Regions from separate parts of the Mus musculus genome. Here region 1 is linked to region 2. A link is a contact called in ENCODE Hi-C data. All regions are on one chromosome and are shown on one strand. The core of a region is the stretch at or near the end of the contact, and the rest is flanking DNA. Distances in the headings are between cores, read along the strand shown.

Region 1 (6,131 bases), core at 3,317-5,816, 3.0 Mb before region 2:
ACCAGATCCGAAAGGGGCGTCTCGGCTTCCCCAGCCATGGGGGTTGAGGGGGTGGGGGGTGGGAGGTGGGCTGGAGAGGTCGGACGAGCAAACAGGGAGCAGCAATCGGTTACCCTAAACTTTGTCTTACGGGGAATGGGGGGATGCCCAGAATTCACCAGCACACCCACCGGTCCTTGAAACCCGGAGAAGTGTTGGGGGTTCACTGGTTCAGGAGACCAGGAAGGGACGGTTGGATCTTCCCCCACGTTTTCCCACGTCGCTGCATGCTCAGGCAGGCTCAGCGCTGCCACCTGGCGGCTGCCTCTCCCGGACTGGGAGGAGCTGTCTGCACGCACCAGTTCCACAGATCTTGAAGGGTGTGCCAGGCCTCTATCTGGGGAAAGGGCAGAAGCTCCAGTTAATGCTTCCTATCTATGTGGCCCGTGCAGACACACTTGTTTTCTGCTTGTTCTCAAGAGTAAGAGGGAAATGCGTTGGCGTTGAACGGCATGGGTATAAAGAGCTGACTTGAGCCTGCTGGTTATGAGGGGTGAGAAAGTGGTGAAATTATTAGAAATATATGTTTCTTATCTCTGTGTAGTCTAACAGTGAATATGAACGACAGCTTTCATTTATCCTGCTTAATATTTTTCGAATAAGAATTCAACACACTGGTCTGGAGAGATAACTCAGCCCTTGATAAAGGCTAAGGCTCACAACCAAAACCTAAAAAATACTGTTTCAATACAGCCCCCCTTTCCTAGTCCAGTTTCAATACAACTTCCTCAGCACCAAGAATGGAGTAGTGCAAGGGGTTGGGGGGTGGGGAGCAAAATCAGCCCCAGTGAAGGGTTGACCTGAAAACAGGGCTGATGGCATTCAGTTTCCCAGAGCACTTCCAGTCAACGAAATTAACAAGAAGGCGTCCTCCACCTCTGTTTATTTGAACTGAATGTTCAAAGCCAGAGGGGCTCACACACTCAGTTTCTACAGCCAAAGCAAAGCACGATTCTTGGAAAATAGTGCCAAGCCAGACTCGTGAAACTAATTTCCATGCAGGTTTTCCTCCCTCTATGCTATCGGGACACATTAAGAAGTCGAGGTAAACCTTCATCCATACCCCATCCATACCATTCTGTAGATGTGAGGTTTTATGTTGTGCAGGTGTGTAGGGGCAGGAGAAGCACATTAGCAGTTATTACCCTCTCATGTCGAATGGATTGCATTTAATGGAATAAAATAAATATCTGCCTTAATTCAAGACGTGAAAGATCTAATATCATTTCCAATAAAGACCATTAGTTGATGATTCTAAGGCAGGACTTGTTTGCAAAACAATCCTGGCTCTCTGTTCATAGAACTACAAGGGGAGCGGAGGGAAAGAGCACTGAGCACTGACTTACTAGGGGCCACCAAATAGCTAGTATCTGGGGGGAACGGGGAGGTCTCTGATGGAGAACTGATTACAAAGCTTAGGGCATTAGGTAATGAGACCCAGAAATCTTAATATCATGATTTGGTATTAAGTCCAGTGCATTCTGGTGTATATGTACTTTAATCAAAAGCTATTTGTCACATCTTTTGTCACATGTTTCCATGCTCTAAGAACAAAAACAGTCACACTTCAATAACTCCAAACTGTCAGGTATATACTCTACAGGATTACATTGTACAATGGTGTAACTAGGTCAACGGATGCTACCAACACATATTTTACCAGGTCTAAGAGAAACATAGACACAGGGGGTGCATCTCATAGTCAGGGGGACAAGGAGGACCTTTAGCAGCTCGTGAGTTGGCTCAGCCGGTACAGGCCTCTCTAGGCCAAACCTGGCAATGTGAGTTCAATCCCCAGTACCTGGATAGTGGAAAGAGAGCACTGGCCGCACAAGATGTCCTCTGACCTCCATCTATGCACAGTGCCAAGCAGTGGACTCGCATACAAAAATTAACTTAAAATGGTTTATCCCCTTTTCCTTAAAGGCCTTTTGTCCTTTGATGGCATATACTATTACAGTACACCTTAAAAGTCTGTTGGGTTTTCTGACATGCATCTAACAAGAAAAATCAGGGCAGGAATTACTTTTTTGATATGCTCTTTAAATTAAATATGTGCATTAAGCATGAGTGTAACTATGAGGGGTGATTTACACCACTGGAAATACCACCAATTACACCAACACTCATCTTTGCCAAATTATCCAACATTGTTGAATACAGATTGTACAAGGAATACATCTCCTTATTTTTGTCATAATAAAAATACTGATTTTGTAGACAATAGACCTTTTAGGATAACCCAGATGCCATTTTGATGGCATCTTAAGAAGGTACATCTGTGGGTATCAGAAAAAAAAACAAAAAAAAACAAAAAAAAAAACACATATGCCTTGCAAAACACTTTTCTTGGTGGAGGTTTTTTTCTTGAAGGAGTGCATACTATTTTAGGATTTCCTCCTCTGGGAATTAAAAAAGGGCTGTGATGGGTAGCAAATAGTCAAAAAAAAAAAAAATTACTTGCTTTTTACCCACAAAACATTCTTGCCTGCAGTTGATCTTAGAGACCCAGTCAGCTGTCTCCATAGGGTACTCTTTCCAGTAAATGTCTAATTCTTGACACCCTCGGCCTCCTTCCAGCCTAAATACTCTGAATGTGTGACAAGGTAAATGGAAATATACCACCCAGCACTACTGTGCTCTCAATCAAGAGCTGGCTCTAAGTTGGCCTCCTCTGTTACTAGCCTGAGGGAAATCAGTTTATCATCGTATTAAAGGTGAGTTTTCACTAGAGTCCCAATGCTCAGATCTTGGGAAAAGGGTGGTTTGTGTAACTAAGTTGTTCTATATTCTAAGTATTATCTGCATGTGTTCGCTCTTTGAGACAAGGACTTGGGTAGCTGGAGCTGTCCTGGAATTCTTTTTTTTTTTTTTTTTCCCTTGGTTTTTCGAGACAGGGTTTCTCTGTGTAGCCCTGGCTGTCCTGGAACTCACTTTGTAGACCAGGCTGGCCTCGAACTCAGAAATCCGCCTGCCTCTGCCTCCCAAGTGCTGGGACTACAGGCGTGCGCCACCACCGCCCAGCTTGTCCTGGAATTCTTAAGCATCAGCGGATGATCTTGAACTCCTGATCTTCCTGAAGGCACCTCCCAAGTACTGAGATAACAAACGGGGACCACCAAAGGGGCTTTCGATTACGTTTCACCACCGGTGACCACCTCCCACCTTAGTCTCTCGAACATCGTGCTGCTCTTACTAGAAGTGGCATTTGCATTAGGGAGAACTCGGAATGTGTGTTAGAATCCAGAGGGCTCAGGACACACATCCGTGGTTTATAATCACACACTCACCGGGCACTAACACAAGCCCTCTATAAAGCTCACAAGGTTCCCAAAGCACAGAAGAGGAGGACAATGAGACCCAGAAAGAAAGATCAGGAGAGGGACTTGAGATAGGTCCAGCAGCCCACTCCCCTGTGCCACCCCTTTCTCTTCTTGGTCTTTTAGGCCCAATTGCTTCAAGTAGCACAGACACACGGGAGACAATGGGTAAGAAAGAGAGGGGGAAGGAGAGCACATAGCGAACCCATCTATCCTTTGGATATTGTGGAAAACAAACATTTAGAAAGTGAAGTCAATCCCATCCTGTATTCACCATGATCGCCCTATACAGAAATCACACAAAGTCTCTTATTGAGGTAATTATGGGCCACTGCCTTAGCGTTCCACAGAAAATCTTGTTTGGCCTACCCAGGATTTATAGGGGAAGTGAAATCATTAAATAACTAGTTAACCTCTGTTTGGCAAAAAGAGTAAGTAATTACTGAAAAGGGGAGAAAGAAAAAAAAAAAAAAAACCCTGCCTTTCACAAACAGCACAGATAGCATCCTGAAGGGATTTACACAATACACCAACGTTTGTTCTGTACCCAGAGTTGTTAAAATAATTGTGATGACAGGTGTCTAGGTACCACTTTCTTAATGGTTTTCAATATCCATTGATTTATTATTGTGGCTCCCCCCACTTACATCTCTAGCTCTAAGAAGGGGCTAAGAAAAGAGATTTTGCACCAAAGGCTGATTCTTTATTCCTGGGCTGAAAAGAACTAATAAAAATAATCACTCGGCTTTTAAGCAGAAAGCTTCCATTTACAGTATTTCACCCTTACCCCCCCTCCAAGCCCCTTGTTATCTAACATAATGGCTAGAATACATTTCCGTCTCTCCCCTTAATAACTTCATGCATTAACATCCTCTTCACACATGCGCGTGCGTGCGCGCGCGCGCGCGCGCACACACACACACACACACACAGAGGCAAACGCGCGCGCACCCAGCAAAAGGCGGAGGTGGGGGGGAAAGAGGCAGCAGAAATCTCAGCTGTACTTCTAGCCCTTTTAAAAAGTTTGCTCTGTAAATTGGAATGAGGTCAGATTTGGAGCTTCTCATTGCACGCGGAGATTATTATTGCATCGGGTTCCAAGCCAATGGGAAGGACGGGGGAGGGGCTTGGCACGAGGAAGCGTTAGTTACAGCGGCTGATTGGCTGTCTGAGAAAGGATAAAGAAGCGCGAGGCGGAATTGGGGTCTGCTCTAAGCTGCAGCCAGAGAAACAGAGTGAGGGGAAGAGGGCCGTCTCCCTCCCGGTTTCCAGTTCTTGCACGCTGTTTCTTAGAGAGTCTGCAGTGGGGGAACTCTGCCGGTAACCAGCTCCCCTTCTTGCAGGAGGGAGGGAGAAACATACATTTATTCATGCCGGTCTGTTGCATGCAAGCTTCTTGGCTTCCTACCTTGCAACAAAATAATTGCACCAACTCCTCAGCGCCGATTCCGCCCACAGAGAGTCCCGGAGCCAGAGTCGCTTTGGCTTTGCACTGCAGGAAAGGGACTTAGGCGCTAGAGACGATGTCGCTTTCCTGAGCTACCGCGAGCTCTCGTGAACTGCAATCGACTGCTTCAGGGAAAGGGGTGGGGGAAAGACTTGCCCCGGAGGCGGCGAGAAACTTGCGTTTGGAAGATACTCCGGCTACCAACGTTTGGAGAAACTCCTCGCCGCGGCCGACTCCAGCCTCGGTGCCCGCAGGGAGCACTTCAGCGGTGAGGGAGGACGGAGGGCCTCGGGGACTCTAGGTTGGCGGCGGGAGGCGGCCGCCCCTGGCCCGCGCGCCGCTCAGGGGACCCTGGTCTCCGCCCCGGGGAGCCCGCAGGGCCCGGCGACCGCGCCGCGAGCGTGTGAGCGCGCGTGGGCGCCCGGCAAGCCGGGGCCATGGTACAACAGACCAACAACGCGGAGAACACTGAGGCTCTGCTGGCCGGGGAGAGCTCGGACTCGGGCGCCGGCCTGGAGCTGGGCATCGCGTCCTCCCCGACGCCTGGCTCCACCGCGTCGACGGGCGGCAAGGCGGACGACCCCAGCTGGTGCAAGACGCCCAGTGGCCACATCAAGCGGCCCATGAACGCCTTTATGGTGTGGTCGCAGATCGAGCGGCGCAAGATCATGGAGCAGTCGCCCGACATGCACAACGCCGAGATCTCCAAGCGGCTAGGCAAACGCTGGAAGCTGCTCAAGGACAGCGACAAGATTCCGTTCATCCAGGAGGCGGAGCGGCTGCGCCTCAAGCACATGGCTGACTACCCTGACTACAAGTACCGGCCGCGAAAGAAGGTGAAGTCGGGCAACGCGGGCGCGGGATCGGCGGCCACAGCCAAGCCAGGGGAGAAGGGCGACAAGGTCGCGGGCAGCAGCGGCCACGCGGGAAGCAGCCACGCGGGGGGTGGCGCGGGCGGCAGCTCCAAGCCCGCGCCCAAGAAGAGCTGTGGCCCCAAGGTGGCGGGCAGCTCGGTCGGCAAGCCCCACGCTAAGCTGGTCCCGGCGGGCGGCAGCAAGGCGGCTGCATCGTTCTCTCCAGAGCAAGCTGCCCTGCTGCCCCTGGGGGAGCCCACGGCCGTCTACAAGGTGCGGACTCCCAGTGCGGCCACTCCGGCCGCCTCCTCCTCGCCGTCCAGTGCGCTGGCCACCCCAGCCAAACACCCTGCCGACAAGAAAGTGAAGCGCGTCTACCTGTTTGGAAGCCTGGGCGCTTCGGCGTCTCCCGTCGGGGGCCTGGGAGCGAGCGCCGACCCCAGTGATCCACTGGGGTTGTACGAAGATGGA
Region 2 (6,251 bases), core at 2,429-4,928:
TCCTAACCATTTCCCACACCAATTGATAATCTTTCTCTTTTGTTTCCTGTAGGTTTAAATGGTATTAGGTAACATATATAAAATGGTATAGTTCCCATGTTGAATTAATGCCACTTACTATAATTCAACTACAAATCAGTTATTATTTTCTGAAGTAGAAAAAGTTATTGTTTTGAGTCACTGTTCCATTCTAGCATATATAATGAACTTTTGGTCAACAAGCCTAGTGCCCATTGGGAGTTCCATAAAATTATAGGGCAGCTGAGAAAATCCTATGACCAGTGATAGCATAGCTGACATAGTATTGTGGTGTGGTGCATTTCTCACATCCTATAGTGATGCATGGATGAAGAGCTTACAACCTAGTCATCCATGTGAATGAGCAGCATAGAAAACTGAGTAGCAAACACTTCTCTATAATGTTAATACATTGCTGATAAATGGATTCATTATGGTTTTGGTTATTAGAGTACACACCTACTACTAATAAAATTAGTTTAGAACAAAAGCACTTGCTGTGTTTGGAGCAGGCTCCTCCAGCTAATGCTTACTGCTTGTCTGCCCTGCATCAAGAGGCTACATGGAGGAAAACACGTATATCATCTAGGTCTGTGTAAGCAGACTCCATGATGTTCAGAAAATGACAAAATCACCTGAAGATGTGTTTTGCAGAGTTTCTGTCATTTAAGTGACTTAATATTGTAAATACACATATACATGTGACTATCAGAACATACATCTATATCTTAAGATGAATGCAAATGTATCTATATTATAGATGTGTGCACACACATAATCTTAAACTGAAATATGTTAGCTGGACTGAGGAAAGTAGGATCTGATGAAATATATACATCTATTCATAAACATGTTGACTTTGTTATGTGAATGGCCCCTAACTCTAACTAGAACCTGAATTCTAGTCATGAGCACAATACAGACACACAGACATACACATACCCAGACACACACACACACACACACACACACACACACACCAGCCCCACTCTCACTCTCCAGTCCCATGTGGCTTCTGGTTTTAGTCATTTGCTCTGCTCTGCATTCCAGCTTGTCTGTGATGAACCCTTCACCCTGATTGCAGATTTCTCCCAACACACCTACCCACCCATTCCTTTGCTCAGTCCTTTGTCCATTCCTGCCTGGATGCACTGCCTGTCCTGCATTCCTCACACTCATCCTTCTCTGAGAAAGTAGCCCAAGTTACTCCCACCTTCCCATGGGAACTCTCCTAACTTCAGTCTAGACTTATTTTTCTCTTTTCTCTAGAAAATTATGCCACCTTTGCATGTTACCCAAAGTCATAAACTTATGTGTTAGTAGTGAAAGGACATGAACCATGTGTAAGTAACCACACCAGACTAAACAGTTGGAACTCGGGTGCAAGGACGTCAAGAAAATTAATGAAAAAGAACAGGAATGGTCATTTGTGTAAAACCTAATCACCCTTTGTTGACTGCTCGCTAGACTGGCCCAGAGAACTTGCTGTGTACGTGGAACTCCACATGCAATGGCGTAGCTAAGGAAGCACTGATTCATTAGTGAATCTTGAATTGTAGTAACATCCGGTAAAGTACACTCTGTAGGCCCAGCTGTTATATTAATTGAAACAGATCTATCAGATGGGGAAGCTAAGTCTTTATAGGCAACTGAACCAATGCCATGGGTTACAGCCAAGGGTGGAGTACATCGTGGAGTCAGACCTAAGATTTTAGGATGCTTCCTTTCAAAAATCCAGGCCTTAACTCTAAATCATGATTGTATGACTGTCTCAGATGTAAAATATAAGGCAAAAAATAGTTTTTTAAAAAAAATAGTTACCATTCCTATTTTTATTGGAATGTGAAGAATTGATCTTTTTCTTCATTGCAAAGATATTTGCACAATGCCATTTCATCAGAGACACCCTGAGATACTGGCTGAGGGCTTTCTCAACTCCCATCAGCTTTGGTGATAACATTATGACATTTTCCCTTGACAGATGTTTCTTTGTCACAATGTCACAGAGATACCTCTTTCAAGAGTTTTTGTTTCATTCATTTGAAGAATTTCTGTGCCACTCACTAATTTCTGGTGTGATATGTGGAGACTAATTGAAGAAATTGTTGTGTCAAAATTTTAATTAAAGCCAATTAATATAGAATAGTTCATTGTGGATGCATTCAAGGCAACACAATTTTCAATAATCAATGAGCGAAAATCACAAAATCTCTAAGTGAAAACTGAAAAGTACAGGACTCTGCCTCTGGGAGCAATTATAGTAGCAGAATAATTAATTGTAGCGCTTTTGTTTTGTTATGATTTATAATGTCTGAAGCTAGGTAGTAATACAAGCCTTGAGATAGGATGGGACCATTGCAGCCTTTCCTCTTTAGACAATACTACAGGAGAATTGAGGGAGAAAGCTATTTAGAATTGCTGGTGCATGCTGAGCCTAGAAATCCATCTACTTTGTATAATACTTACTTGAATATTTACCTAAGCAAGCAGCTCACATTTTCTGGAATGTACTTCTTACTTCCTGCATTAGAGCGGCCAAATCTTCCCTATGTCCTTTCACATTGCATTACCCATTAAATACTAGAAATTGGCACCTCAATAGTATGCCCCATGATTGTTCGGTAAAACTGGTCCATATTCTCTATATGATAAAGTTATACATATCATTTCAAAGATTGTCCTTCAATTCAATATATGATATTATACCAAATCCCATGCCTTTAAGTTGTCATCTATATTGGTTCCTGTCTGCTGTAGGTAAGTATAATATCATATATTGAATTGATTTCCCATTTGTGTTCTTGAATGAATGATCTAAAAGTCTGGTCTTTGCTTCACAGTGCTACCGCTGAGTTTTCTTTTCTGAGCCCTAGAAGGTCTGGAAGCATCAATGACACAGGATAAGGCAAGTGAGGTACATTTGTTACATGGAAAGGCTAGTTGTAATGTTTCTCAGAGTAGAATGATGCAGAGGCTCGAGGAAGACAGAAGGTGGCCATAGCAACACTCCTGCCCATGCCCTCCTTCTGATCAAAGTTAATGAGTTGTAATCAAGTCAGATAAGTGAGTAGCTAACTAATTTAAAAGGAATAAAAAGAAAAAAAAAGGTTTCACAGTTCTTTCCAAGTAGGAAAATACATCTACTTAAAGCACTGCAATATGTCCAAGAAACTGTCAGCACCGATTATTAGGCCAGCTTCTCAAGACTTGACCCTTTGTCTGGGAGTCCACAGATGACCTTGAGCTCCCTGGAAAGGCAGTATCTATAAATAATGCATTAATCATTTTCACATGTGGGCCAAGTAAAAAATTCATATCTGCCCGTGGCTTTGAGTTGTTCTTTAGGATGCTGCTTAGGTTTTCTCTGTGGCAACCTTTAAGAGATGATTGCAGAATTTGCTGGAAATGGGAGCATAGTGTGGGCCTGTGCATTCCAACAGGAAGCTGGAGCTGTGCTTAGGAGTAGGGAAAGGCCGTGGCTGCAACATTCAATTTAAGAGTGACACATTTGTTTCAGTATATGCATTTTGTGTTTTTACTGCTTTGGTAACAGCATGAATTATCACCAGTAAGAGTGGAGCCTTCTTTTGCAAGTAGACCTCAGATAGGACATTCTAGAGGCCTGAGAACATTTCACGGACACAGAATCTGTCTCTTTCTAGCTCACCAATACAGATTTAAATTTTACACAAACAGTCCAAAGGGGCCTACTCATGTCAGGAGACTTTCGTTTGGTTTATAGTTCTGTTTCCAGTATCTTACTTACTGTTAATGAGCAATACTTAATGCGGCTCTGAGCATGCATCTGACTGTTGAATGTCTAGGAAATCCAGATTAATGTTGTATAAAGCACAGAGTCAATCTGCTAGCAAAGCACGGGATTTGAGAAAAAAAAAACTGGCCTGGCTGGATTCCTCCTGCCTCCTACTCCCTCCAAAATCTCCAAAATACATTTTTATCATCTCATTTAAGCTTAGACCTTGGGCCTCAACAAGCCTCTTTTGGTAATTAAACTATGCCTGAAAAAGAATAACAAACAAAGAAATGAATCAGAGACCTTCCTCTACCACCAAGAAAAACCCACCATGCCTGAAGTTTTCAATATTGTTTAAAATATTTATTTCCTGATCATTTTAATTGTATATCAGCTTTTCTGAATGAGCCTTGTACAAAATAAAGGGATTTTATTTGCATCTTTTATTCTCTATTGCTATGGACAAGAAAAGATTATGCCAGAAGAGAAAGGGGGAGGGGAAGACAAAAAGGGACTCTGAAACTGGGCTATTACTGCCATCTAGTGTGCAGACTGGCTGTCCAGAGGGGATGAGAGTGTCTTTGAGACAATACAATTCGAGTTTGCAGAGGATAGAGTCAGGGATGAGAGCACTTCCTCCAAGAAATACTCTCCAAGCTAGTGTCTTTCACCATGTAATGAACTCTTTTGCCATAGAGCTTTGAGTATATGGCTGAACAATATGAAGCACCCTATTTCTTCCAGCAAAAACTGGAAGAACCCCAGCCAGGTCTAAAGGCATGTTATTTCTGAGAATTTGTGTACTAGCTGCAGATGTTGGTAAGCAGGGGTAATGATTTATGCAGATGCCTGTAACCTTTGAATTGGGTCCAGATAGCCAAGTGTCCTCTGCCTTCTGCAAGGAAGGCCTTCTTTCCAAGAGCAGGGCAGGCAGTTTTGATGACTTCTTAGTCCTTTTCAAGTCTGTGGTTCTAAGTGATGCAAATAGTATTTGCTGCTCATGAGCCTACTTTCTCTGTTGCTGATAGAAATTCCACTAGGCTGAGACTCACTGTGTGAGAGTCTAAACATTAAACCTCTTCACAGGACCAGAGGCAGGGTGGCATCTCACAGGTGTTTCATATATTCCCTCCTTCGTGTGGTGCGATTATACAAAATCCACAGGGATTCTCTCACTTCAAAGTCCCTGCCAGTTCTGGCATGGATTCATTCTGGTACCGGCTAAAGACACTGCAGCTGAAATCAAATCAAGCTCGACTTCTTTAATTCACCTCAGAGCAATGCTATATCCACTGACTGCAATTCTCACTAACCCTAATACCTCACACCTTCCCATCCAGCAGGGGTTTGTTACCTTAAAAGCAAACAACTTCAGTGCTCTGGCTATATTCATAAACGATGGCTTCAAAACTCAAAAGGCAGAGACCTGCTGAGATAATGAAAGCTAATTTAGAGACTCATAAGCACAAAAAAAAAAATCTAAGCTCAGAGGAATTTTAAGTCATTACCTGTGTCAGCATAACCTAGAACTGCTGGCTTTTTTTTTTTTCCCTGTTTTCAATGTAGCCTGTAGCTTCAGGTATCTAGAATGAAAAATTAGCTCTGTCTGTCTCACAAAGGTACCATTATAGGACAAATGTGCCACTTACTATATCCATGGTGGAAAAGAAAGTGATGACATCACAGTAAGAAGGGCAGGAGCTCCAACATTTTAGGGAACCTGTAGATGGAAAAGTATACATGACAGCCAAGGACATGGCTTAGTGGCCAAAGTGCCTACCATAAAAAGCAGGTATGGAAAGCAGAGTTGGATCCTCAAACACACTTGAAAGGCAGGCAGGCAGGATGACACTTAGATTCCCAGCAATCTGGGGGGTTGGAGGGGAGGTGGAGTCAGAGTGCTAGAGACCATCTAGGTAACCAAGCAGCACAATCTGTAAGCTCTGGGCTCAACAAGAGACCCACTCAGTGAATGCAAAGGAGAGTGAGGAAGACGTCAGATATTAACTCTGGAGCCTCCACACAGTTGAATACACCTGTACACCTCTCTTTCTCTCTCTCTCTCTCTCTCTCTCTCTCTCTCTGTGTGTGTGTGTGTGTGTGTGTGTGTGTGTGTATGTGCGTGCGTGCACACATGCATGTGTGCATATGCACACAGAATACACATGAGAAGTCAGGAAGACAAAAAATGTTCATTATTATCTGTAGATTCCTCAGAACATTGTAGCTCTCTGTGTTTGTGAGCAAAATTCAGATGAATTTTCTACTGTTATTTCCATTCTCTGAAAAGTGAAAAAGCAAGAGGGGTTAATGTGTATTTGATAGCATGGGTGAAAACCGAGGATTGGATTTAATGGCTCTGGATCTTACTAATGAGTATGTTATAGAGATTACATTGCTTCACATTTGGTAAGAAAATGGGAGAAAAAAAAACTAATTTAACTGTAAGTCTTAGGTGCACATAAGCCAGAGACCTGCC

Evidence for each region. Hi-C counts contacts between places; a loop is a spot of excess contacts on that map.
Region 1: a loop to region 2 is called in a map of left cerebral cortex, with 19 times the contacts of the local background. The contact joins the promoter of Sox4 here to the enhancer-like site in region 2. A Hi-C loop is called at or near these places in 9 of 37 maps with a recorded cell type or tissue (heart and left cerebral cortex).

Annotation. Positions count from the first base shown.
Region 1 is chr13:28,952,134-28,958,264 of GRCm38, reverse strand. Sox4 (SRY (sex determining region Y)-box 4) reads left to right here and starts at 4,566. Exons shown (of 1, transcript NM_009238.3): 1 at 4,566-6,131. The coding sequence starts at 5,244. The region is part of intron 1 of Gm46405 (a long non-coding RNA gene); the gene reads left to right.
Region 2 is chr13:25,931,073-25,937,323 of GRCm38, reverse strand. The region is part of intron 1 of Gm11351 (predicted gene 11351); the gene reads left to right. Among named protein-coding and RNA genes, the nearest start is that of Gm11351, 32 kb to the left of the region's middle. Within about 2 kb of position 3,678, at least 1 of the 3 ENCODE cell types and tissues checked has a DNase peak (open chromatin) inside an H3K27ac peak, as active enhancers do; it is left cerebral cortex, where a contact is called at or near this core.